Linked DNA regions of Homo sapiens: region 1 is linked to region 2. A link is a contact called in ENCODE Hi-C or POLR2A ChIA-PET data. All regions are on one chromosome and are shown on one strand. Each heading gives the region's core, a stretch centred on a gene start or an enhancer-like site at or near the end of the contact. The rest is flanking DNA. Distances are from core to core; before and after follow the strand shown.

Region 1 (5,388 bases), core at 2,305-4,804, 130 kb after region 2:
CTGTGTGATGGTGAGACAATCAAGATCCCTGGGAACTAAATCATGATAAAGAGTTAATACAGCCTGAAGTAAGTCAGTGAATGTATATTGCTATCCATGACAAGCAAAAGTAAACTGTAAAAATGTTTGCTAACAGGTACAGAATCAAAAAAAAAAAAAAATCACCAGAGCAATAGCTTAATACTAGGCATCAGGAATTTAGATGGTTTGTTCAAGTAAAAAAACAAACAAAAACAAATCAAAGCAAACAACAAAATACTACATCTAAAACAGCAGCTATATTTAGAGCTACCACCCAAGTTCAGAAATATTTATTTTATTCTCTAAATTTCATCTATCTTTTAGACAGGCCAAGTAGGCATATTTCAAATCTTTGATAATACTACTAATCTGAAATTTCCTCTAGTACATTATACTGATTTTGGTTTTCTGCTTTGTTAGGGATAAACTCTTACTTGGTCCTTCTTATCACTGTAGCTATCTTTTCACAGGTTAGGAAACCAATAGGAAAATTTTGTCATTTTCCAAGTATGTCTATTCCAACTATTTATTCAGGAACTGGGAAAATAACTAATGGTGTTTTGGGGAATCACGAACACATTCTGAGATAGGACTTAAGCCAAAATGGCATTCATTGCTTAATTTTTGCTAGTTTCTACTCTAAATTTGTAGAATAAATTGGCATTTTGAATACCCTAGAATTAGCATCAATTCAGATGTTAAGTAATCACTCAGAATTCTTAGTATTCCCCAAGGCAGAGAACCCTTTATTAATGACTACAAGTCAATTTGAGGAAAAGCAGGTAGAAGAGTCATGTTATAAACATTGGCAGTGGAGCAGAGTCCTCCTTCAAGATGCCACAGCTTTCCCTTTACTTAGGAATCTTGGCATCTGTGAAGTGAAGTCTAAGAATTGTGAGAGTCCATGATTTCTATTGTAGTTACTCAACTTCAACATTATGTGCTTTACTCTCTGGTCTAACACCTATAGTCCATTTCCACACCTAAACCACTATACGTTGACAAAATATTTTGATTCTTCTTGTATGAGTGGAACTTTGGCCCTAACAAGAAGTTAAATTTTATCTTATTCTCCCAGGTTTTATCAGGATTTGAGTGTGATTATGGGTTTGGAAGCAAAGAACGGTGATGGGTGGGCCTTCAAGAGAATCATGATTCCTTTGCAAGGTCAATGCCTGAGTTGATATTTTTACAGGGTGGTCAGGCAGGAAAGGAAGCACCACAGCTTCTTCTGGCAACAGAGGCCTGGCAGGTTTGGGGTGTTCAAGGTATTTGGATTCATTGAAATCTGCCCAAGTTTCTCCTCTATATTTCCAACGTGCCAGTCTTTCTTGATTAATTCTGTATCTTTGATATAAGGGACTTAATAAGTCTGTACATTCATTTTGAATATAAATTTACCCACTCTCAGGATTATAATTTTAGTTGATTTTTGGAAATATTTGCCCAATGGCTATGAGAAATATAAGACTCCTTCGACACAGTAACTGAAGTCATACTCTATAGTATTTAAAGCATTCCTTGAATAACTAATTTAAAACCGTGACATTGTCTTTCTTTTTCCAAGTTCTACATTATATTCAGAAATAGCCAACCCCACCCCACATTCCTGGTATTCTTTATTTCTATCATAAAGTTCAGTTACTGCTATTGCTACTTTGCCTTCCAAAGTCTTGCCTTCTACAGCTACATAACTCCAGGAAATCAGAAGTGGTAATGTAAATAGCTGTTTTGCTGCTGCATGCCATGCGTGTACTATCAGTGACCCATTTTGAGCTGCTGTTGAAATTGTTAGTGCTTTCCACTATGATCACATCAAAGAATCAATTTGTCACTTTCATCCCTAGCATTCTAATAGCCCCAAACCACCTACAGTTAAAAAACAAAAACAAACAAACAAACAAAAAACTATCTATGTTAAAGTTCGATTAAGCAATAGGAGTCACTCTATTTCAAGTATAAAGGACTTAAATCAGGAAATAGTAGCTTAACTACTGGAAGAACTTGGAAGCACAGGTTGGGGAAGTTGACACTAAAGATCTTACCTGAACTACCAAAGCAGAAAGTTTGGAGAGCTCTCTGGAACACTGTTTCTATTCTTAAAAATTCCTGAGAAGTTTGTATCTCTTTGTTGTCAGCAGTGAACCAAGTGATTCTCTAGGACTCACCAAGAAGTTACTGTGAGCCACTCTTCTGTTCATGAATCTGGCTGCAGTGACCTCCAAAGAATAGTGACTTCTCTTCCTTTTTCCTATTTCCAGATGACAGGCAAATGCCTCTCACTGACAGACTCAAACCTGACACCATATAGAGAAGAAGATTCTGAAAAAAGGAGTCTCTCACTTCCCCTTTACAATGCAGAAGACACCAAAGATGAAAGTAGTAATATCAAATTTGCTAAGGACACTCCAACAAAATGATCTAGCACTTTTATGTGAAAGACCCTTAAACCATGAATTAGAAAATGGATACTGTATCCTATAGTTTCCACTGACTTTGTTTCATCTGCCTAAACCTTACCCAGGCACTCCCATTGAAAGTGGGAATTTTTCTTGGCCACTCACCCTGAGAAACACTGAAAAAGAGAGACACTGTGGGGGGGCAAAAAAAAATTTATTCAGTCATCCCAGGTGTGGTGATGATGATAGTATTTCAATGAATCTTCATTGTTCAGTTCAAAATGGAAAGGCATCCAGAGGCTTAAAACAGGAGCTAATATTTGGAACACGGTTAAGTCACATGAGCACCTACATTCAATTCAACTAGACTCAAGAGCATTTTCTGTTTATAAAAAGTTCACCTGGCATGGGATAGAAGTAAAAAGATTAGATTTTCAGCCAACGTATTGCCAAGAATTACAATGAAATCAATTTTCTTTTTTCATAATTTCATACCTCCTAATCCATCTGACGTTAAGATGTCCGTTAATTCTTCTTCCTGAGAGAATATTTATCAGAGCATGTAAATAAACCAGAGAAGATTTTCACTTTAGAAATAGCAGAAGGTAAGAGGACTAAGGGGGAGACTGTTCACTTTCTAGAAAATATTTTGCTCGGTGTATACATATAACCTATTCAAGATAACATAAAATAAATATGAGCAGCAGAAGACACTTAGATTTGGGCTTACCAAAAGTTTTCCTTGTCTGCAACAACTCCAATCAGTCAGTAGTGGCTGAGAGAGCTGTGTTGAGGGGCCCAATGCTAAGACCTAGCTCAGGTTGGGGTGGGGAGGTGAGGGGAAGAATGCTGTGATCACCATAAGCAAAAGAGCAAAGGTGATGGCACTGTGCACTTGACATCTTTTCATTCATGTCATGTAAACCTTGGCAACCAATAAGTCTAGCATATCTTACTAAATTCAGCCATACATTATTTCCTAAATTATTATTTTTGTGTCACTTTCAAAAACCACCAAACAGGAAAGCAGGCCAAGTATTATTCTTCACGTTTTACAAAGGTGAACTCAGAAACTTAGAAATCTCAGATGGCTTGTTGAAATGATCTCACCCAGTAAGCTGGAAGTGGCAGAAGCCACACCAGAACACACCTCTCTGAGTCACACATCCGAGGGTTTTTCTCACAGTTCATGTAGTTTGAGAATAATTGGCATACCTCTTACGAGAAGCAGAGGGGAGGAATGACAGTGACTTTGAAAGTATTATAACCAGCTTCTCTACAAGCTAAGATCTGATTTAAAAAAAAAATTCTGTTTAGCATTAAGGAGAAAACGCTAGGGTAACATTTAACCATTCCTATGTCTGCCCTTTAAGGCCAACACATTGTTTCACGGGGACACATGTAACTGATGGCTGAATGTTTAACTTTGTGACTAAGAGCCTCAGCTAGCTGAGGAGAAGGGATTAATAGAGTGAAAGAGAAATAACAATGCTGACCTAATTCACAGGGATATAATTACCCAATTCACCATTGTAAAGTACTTTGAAAACAAGTGTGTTATAAATGCTAACTAACATTATTACCAAAACTAATTCTGTGTTACTATCTCATATCAAGGTTCCCAGAGTATTCCTTGGACATGCCCTGCCCTGCCTGCCCACTCCTGCGAGGTAGCATGTAAAAACTCTGACCAGCCGTGACACCTATTTTTCCCACACCTACTCCTCCTGTTCTTCTTGATTCACTTTTTCATCTTTCTTTATGGCTTCACTTCACTTCATACACAATCATGAAAGAATCTTTGCTTCAGTGATTGGCATTCCACAAAATGCCATTAAGCCAGAACCAGTTTTCCTCTTGCTTTACGGTCAGCTTTCCCTAGTGGTCATCCTATGTGAGCACAGTAGCCACTTCATATGCCAATAGGTGTTCAAAAAATGCCAATAAATGCATTGCGCCTCATAATTGTCCAGCCCTTTTATTTCTACAAGGCACTCTTCAAGCCCTTCTCTCATAAAAACTGTACAAGAAAGACCAGACAGGGATGGTCACTATGGACAGTTGAGTCAACTGATGCAATAAGAAGTTAAGTGGGCCAGGTGTGGTGACTCGCACCTGAATCTCAGCACTTTGGGAGGCCAAGCAGGGGGGTGGGGGGGGGTGGATCACAAGGTCAGGTGTTTGAGACCAGACTGGCCAACATAGTGAAACCCCATCTCTACTAAAAATACAAAAATTAACCAGGTGTGGTGGCACACACCTGTAGTCCCAGCTACTCGGGAGGCTGAGGCAGGAGAATCTCTTGACCCAGGTGGTAGAGGTTGCAGTGAGCCGAGATTGTGCCATTGCACTCCAGCCTGGACAACAGAATGAGATTCTCAAAAACAAACAAACAAACAAACAAGTTAAGTGACTCAGTTCCCATTAAAATGAGCAAGGAGATTGAAATATTCAACTTCACAAGTACAGCAGGTTAGCACAGTGTCTGATATGTCATAGGCTCTGAATAATACCTGCTGCATGAGTAAGTGAATGAGTGAACAAAATAATGAAGTAATGAAAGCATGTGTTGAAATTCAGTGCTGTGTGTTTTCCACTTAGCCACACTGATACCATTTTCTGTGTCAGAAAAAAATTCTAACCTGGTAAAATACTGCCCAGAGAAACAGTGCCAGGGTGAGGTGAGTCCTGCATCCACTTTTCCAGTAATCTTCTAAGACGGGTAGAGAAGATGCCAACAGAAAGCCCTGTTCCCGTGGAGTCCTTCATGGAAGAAGAATGGGATTAGACACTGACTGTTACTATCAAAGAGCATTTCTTGAGGGCCAATTATCATAACAGCTTACATTTGCAACTGCTTTGCCATTTGAAAAGCACTTTCCCATTCATTAGTCCATTTGATCCTTCTAATAATGCTGTGGAGAATGTGTCCTCATTATCCCACATTTTATCGATGAGGAAAATGAGC
Region 2 (4,741 bases), core at 1,850-4,349:
GCTGGGATTGTAGGCACCCACCACCACGCCTGGCTAATTTTTGTATTTTTGTAGAGATGCGGTTTCACCATGTTGGCCAGGCTGATCTTGAACTCCTGACCTCAGGTGATCCCCTTGCCTCGGCCTCCCAAAGTGCTGGGATTACAGGCATGAGCCACCACACCCAGCCTACAGTCTTAAATTTAGAAGGAATCATTGAAATAATCTAATCTATTCCAACCTAGAGACCAGTTTAAGGATTCCCTACACGAATGTTTCTAACTGATGACAAATTGTTTGTCTTGAATATTGTAGATGAAGTGAAGGTCACTATTCTATGTTCTATTTTCGAATCTTTAATTTGTTTTTAATACTTTCTACTTATTAGCCCTAGTTCTGTGCTCTGGAACAGTGGAGGAGAAACCTACTTACTTCTTTCTGTGACAGTCTATCAACTCTTTGGAAGAAACAATTGTCTCCCATCCTGGTCTTGTCTTCACAAAGTTATCAACCCTCAAGGCTTCATCTATGGCTCTTTTAGCTTGAAGATCCTCTCTCATCAAGGACAAACTCCTTCAGATACCTCCCCTAAGAGGCTTGACACCCACCGTTAGAAACTGCGGACCAAGTCAGAATAGGAAAAAAGGTAAATGAAAAAAAAAAAAAAAAAAAAAAAACTTAAGAAAAGGAAAACATCTGTGAGCGAGAATGATGAACTCAGGCTTCACAGAAAAGACAGGACTTGCTGTAGATCTGTGAATTTTTGATAACCAAAGAAGTAGGAGGGAAATCTAAGCGCTATAAAGTGAGAGAAAGTTTCCTCTTAATGGTTTACTTTTCAATTCAAAAAAGGAATAGAGGGGAATTTAAATTTGCCTTTCTTCACATTCATTCTTATATCCTTTTCACTCCCTTTCTGCCTTCTTGCAATCTTTGCTGCTTTGGGAAATGCCAAAAAAATAAATAAATAAATAAATAAACCATTGTTTTGTGGCCATTATTTAAGGTGTTAACAGTGTTACTTTTTTCAATATTTTTATTGGTGTTAGTCCCTAAACTATTTCCTTTATATAGGTTTCAAATTCTCAGTTAGGCTACAAACAGCTTAAAGCCAATGACACATCTTTAATTTCCTCATCAGCTCTTCCCATGCCCTTTACCACATAAGAATTCATACCATGCCTAAAATATTGTTTCGGCTTAAGTAAATGTTGTTGTTTATTATTATGTGGTGATTAGTCTTTCTGAGATAGCATCACACTTTTACCCTATGCCATACATAAAGGCCTACACCCTATCCTAATTGTCATACTAGGAGAAGGAATCAGGTCGCAGTGTTGTCATTGCTGAAGTCCGTCCATGTTCCTTTCAGTTGTAGACAAACTCTTGTACAGCTTCTTCTTCCTCCCTACTGTGGCTTTCATGAAATTCTCAGTGGGAGATAATAGGGATCATTCTCTCCCAATGGATAGGTATAGCTCTTAAGGCAAGAGCAAGGGAAATGCTGGAGGCCACTGAGCCTCCAATGTAAGAGTTGCTGCCAGTCGCACTCACATTAGCCTCTCTCATTCTTTCTCCTATAAGACCTTTTCCCTTCTTCTGACACACTGGAGGTTCTACAGAATAATCCCTCACTTCAAAATTGTGAACTTATGATTCTCAAATCCAGGGATCTGCTCTGGCTGATCCAAGGGCCCAGATGATTTTCCTTTTTCCTTCATGATCATCCCAACTGAAGAGAATGACAGAGCAGCAGGAGGAGATTATCATACTTGGCTGATGTGGCTCCTTCACACTAGAAGGGGTAAAGGGAACAGCTGGTGCCTCTGTAGAGGTTTGAAGATGGGTTTTCATTGCTTGTTGCCATCAGGAGTGACCAAGGAATGATGACTGACTCATGACCCTCCATCTGGGGCCTCGGAGCCCAGCACCTGATTTGATTACCACATTGCATTTATCTTGCCAAGATATGTCAAGGGGACAGTTTTTGGAAAAAAAATATGTATTAAGCAAAAACTGTACACCCAATATACCTCATCTTTACACTCAATACCCTTCCCTTAGTCATTTTCCTCACTACTCAACTTTGTATCTAGTCCTATTCCTGTGTCCTAAAATAAATGTTCATTTATAATAAGATATTTGCATATCCAGTGAGAAAGGCTTTCTTATCAAAAGAGGTTTTAGAATAAACTAAGTGGTAACTATGATTGCAAACTAGGTAGGCTGTTGACATATTGAATTAGGAGACCTTCTAAGATCCCACCACATAAACAAAATTTTCTTATTCAGTATGACCCTGAATGATTTCACAAACCAGAACTACCCATGGCCTGAATCCATTACCTACCCATACCTTATTTTTAATGTATTTAGGAAATATAAATTAAAGCTACATTGATTTTTTTTATAAAAATTTAATTTGAAAAACTGGCATTATGAATGCAGTGCTGAAAAACAATTTATATTCCTAGTTGCTACTCAGACAACTACTTCCACTCAATACCACTGGAATGAGACAGGTGGGCAACATCAATCTTCTCCCCTGGAACTAGTAGATATTAACCAACCTCTAGAGGCAGAAAGGGGCTCCAAAATTTGCTAATAGAAGGGTAAAGCTTAACTGAGATAGAAAGCTGGCTAGATACTGAGCCTTCAGCAAAGAAGATGGGGGCAATGATACAGAGGGAAATTTTCGTTGTGGGATGTAAGATCAGAAATGATGAATGGTCAAAGAACTTTTGCCAAAATGGCCTAGACCCTAAACACATTATTTTCTCTATTTTTCTCCATAGTAAATTTAAGCACTTGATTAGTGTCTCATCAACAATATCATATCACAATTCACCAGTGGGTTACTACAGAGGTTGTCTGATATGATATCTCAGGAAATAGTGATGTAATACTGAGTTTCTATGACTCCCTTTTATTAATGACTGACTTCTCATCTCATGGTTTGTATATTGAGCATCATGGGTATTGTTAACTGTCCCTGGAACCTGATCTTCACACGGAGTCAGAATATGTGCTCTCTGAGAAGGTTAATCACACAAACGCTCTTTGACTTCTTTCTCATGAATGCCACATCCTCCTCAGAACCAAGCCCACGACTGACTGACAAGCCCAATGGAGAAAGAGCAGAAAACAGGAAAACATGTATTACACATTGCCCTGCATTCATCAGACTGCCCTTCAGAAAGGGGAAATAACAAAGAGTGAATGGTGGGAAGTCATTTTATCTGCTAGAAAAATATGCCCTGTTCCCTACTCAAAAAACAAGTGGTTGTGAAGCAACCGCATTATTTAAAGCTACAAGGCAAACAGGAAGAGGCAAACCAAACAGGCAGACCCTGAGAACTTCCCGCAAGTGCTCCCCTCAGCTGGGCTGGTTTGCAGTCTGATGGGCATGCTGACAGGCTCCAGTGGTTGCTGTGAACCCAGAGCATTCTTGACGAGAAAGGAAAGAGGAAAAGAAAGTGCCAGTTCCTCTTTAGCAAGCTATTTGGAAAACATTTGCTAATTCAAAGGAATAATAATGATTTCTAGAACCAACAACCATTAGTGTAAGCATTAACATCTGAGAAAGAAACCCAATGCTAAAATGCAAGCTTGAAGAGTAAGGAATTGCCCAAGAATAGGAGGTAGAAGAAAGTTGTCTACAAAACCCAGAAGAAAGGTGGTGCTTAAAATTAATTGACAACACAAGTGACTATACTGGCCAAAGAATGATCATTGGAACTTTAAAAGTTTACAGGTTGGGCTCAATGAGTCCCCAGTTTTGAAATATTTGATATGAGCGGACAGATATTCCAGGAACTGTGTGGGATGACACTCTTGGCCTCAGCTCCCCATTTTAGCCACATTTGAAATACCTAGAACTATATCTCAAGATAGCCTCTGAGCTAAGTTGTTATTTTGTTGCTTCACAACTCAACCTCAGTTCTGAGAACAGAAGTAGATAAATGTTGTGGCCACAAAGCAATTCAGGTATTATTCTTAATCCTTACCATGGTCTAAGAGTTAAGCGTCAATGTCATCATCTTACAAACGAGGGTACTGACACTTGGATAATTGTCCCACCATCAGAGAGTCAGTTACAGCGAAGTCCATCTGATGATATACCCCCTCTTTCTTCTGTACCATGGGATAAAACACATTTAGGGGACAGTAGAGAGATGATGCCCCTAAATCATCATTTCTCATGGCAAAGAAACAGAATTTTCTTTGGGCCAGAGTGAGCAGTCACAGGGGACAAGTCCTACCCTTGGACATAATGAGAAGTTTGAGTCTGCAGCACTCACAGATCCTAGAGATTCACCAAGAGGTGGGAGCCAAAGACCCTTGCTTTCCAGAGATGGATTACATAGAAAAATGTGCCACTTGGCTGACAGTGATATTAGTGTATGTTTTCCCATTTCTCTCACTCCTCTGACAAGATGTAGTGTCACTGAGAACCAAATTAACACACCGGGAGGCTTTGTCATTAAAGAAATACAAGTTCGCTTTGATTATTGCTGGCAAGAGAGCAGAGTGTGTGGTGCAAACAGCAGTCCTATTCTCAGAACTAATATTCTTGCAGACAGCACAGCTCTGTCTCAGTGTATCTTGAATTGGAAGATGGGGTGTAATTTTTCAAATCTAGAGGGACAAAATGATTTCCAAGCTAGGTACTTAAAGGTATAGGCAGCCATAGATCGCAATGAACACAGCTGTCAATGTTGCCATAATCATAAAAAAAGGGAGAGACAGAAAAAAACGTGAG

The links. A loop is a pair of places that touch in the nucleus more often than their neighbours do. ChIA-PET counts read pairs that join two places held with the same protein, here RNA polymerase II (POLR2A). Pooled maps may share reads with other maps.
Region 1: a loop to region 2 is called in a pooled map, with 2.2 times the contacts of the local background. The contact joins two enhancer-like sites. A Hi-C loop is called at or near these places in 1 of 50 pooled maps. POLR2A ChIA-PET finds 5 or more read pairs at or near these places in 2 of 52 experiments (T-cell and activated T-cell).

Annotation. Positions count from the first base shown.
Region 1 is chr18:44,634,102-44,639,489 of GRCh38, forward strand. No RefSeq gene overlaps it. Among named protein-coding and RNA genes, the nearest start is that of SETBP1-DT, 43 kb to the right of the region's middle. Within about 2 kb of position 3,555, at least 3 of the 41 ENCODE cell types and tissues checked have a DNase peak (open chromatin) inside an H3K27ac peak, as active enhancers do.
Region 2 is chr18:44,504,797-44,509,537 of GRCh38, forward strand. The region is part of intron 2 of LINC01478 (long intergenic non-protein coding RNA 1478); the gene reads right to left. Among named protein-coding and RNA genes, the nearest start is that of LINC01478, 25 kb to the right of the region's middle. Within about 2 kb of position 3,100, at least 9 of the 41 ENCODE cell types and tissues checked have a DNase peak (open chromatin) inside an H3K27ac peak, as active enhancers do.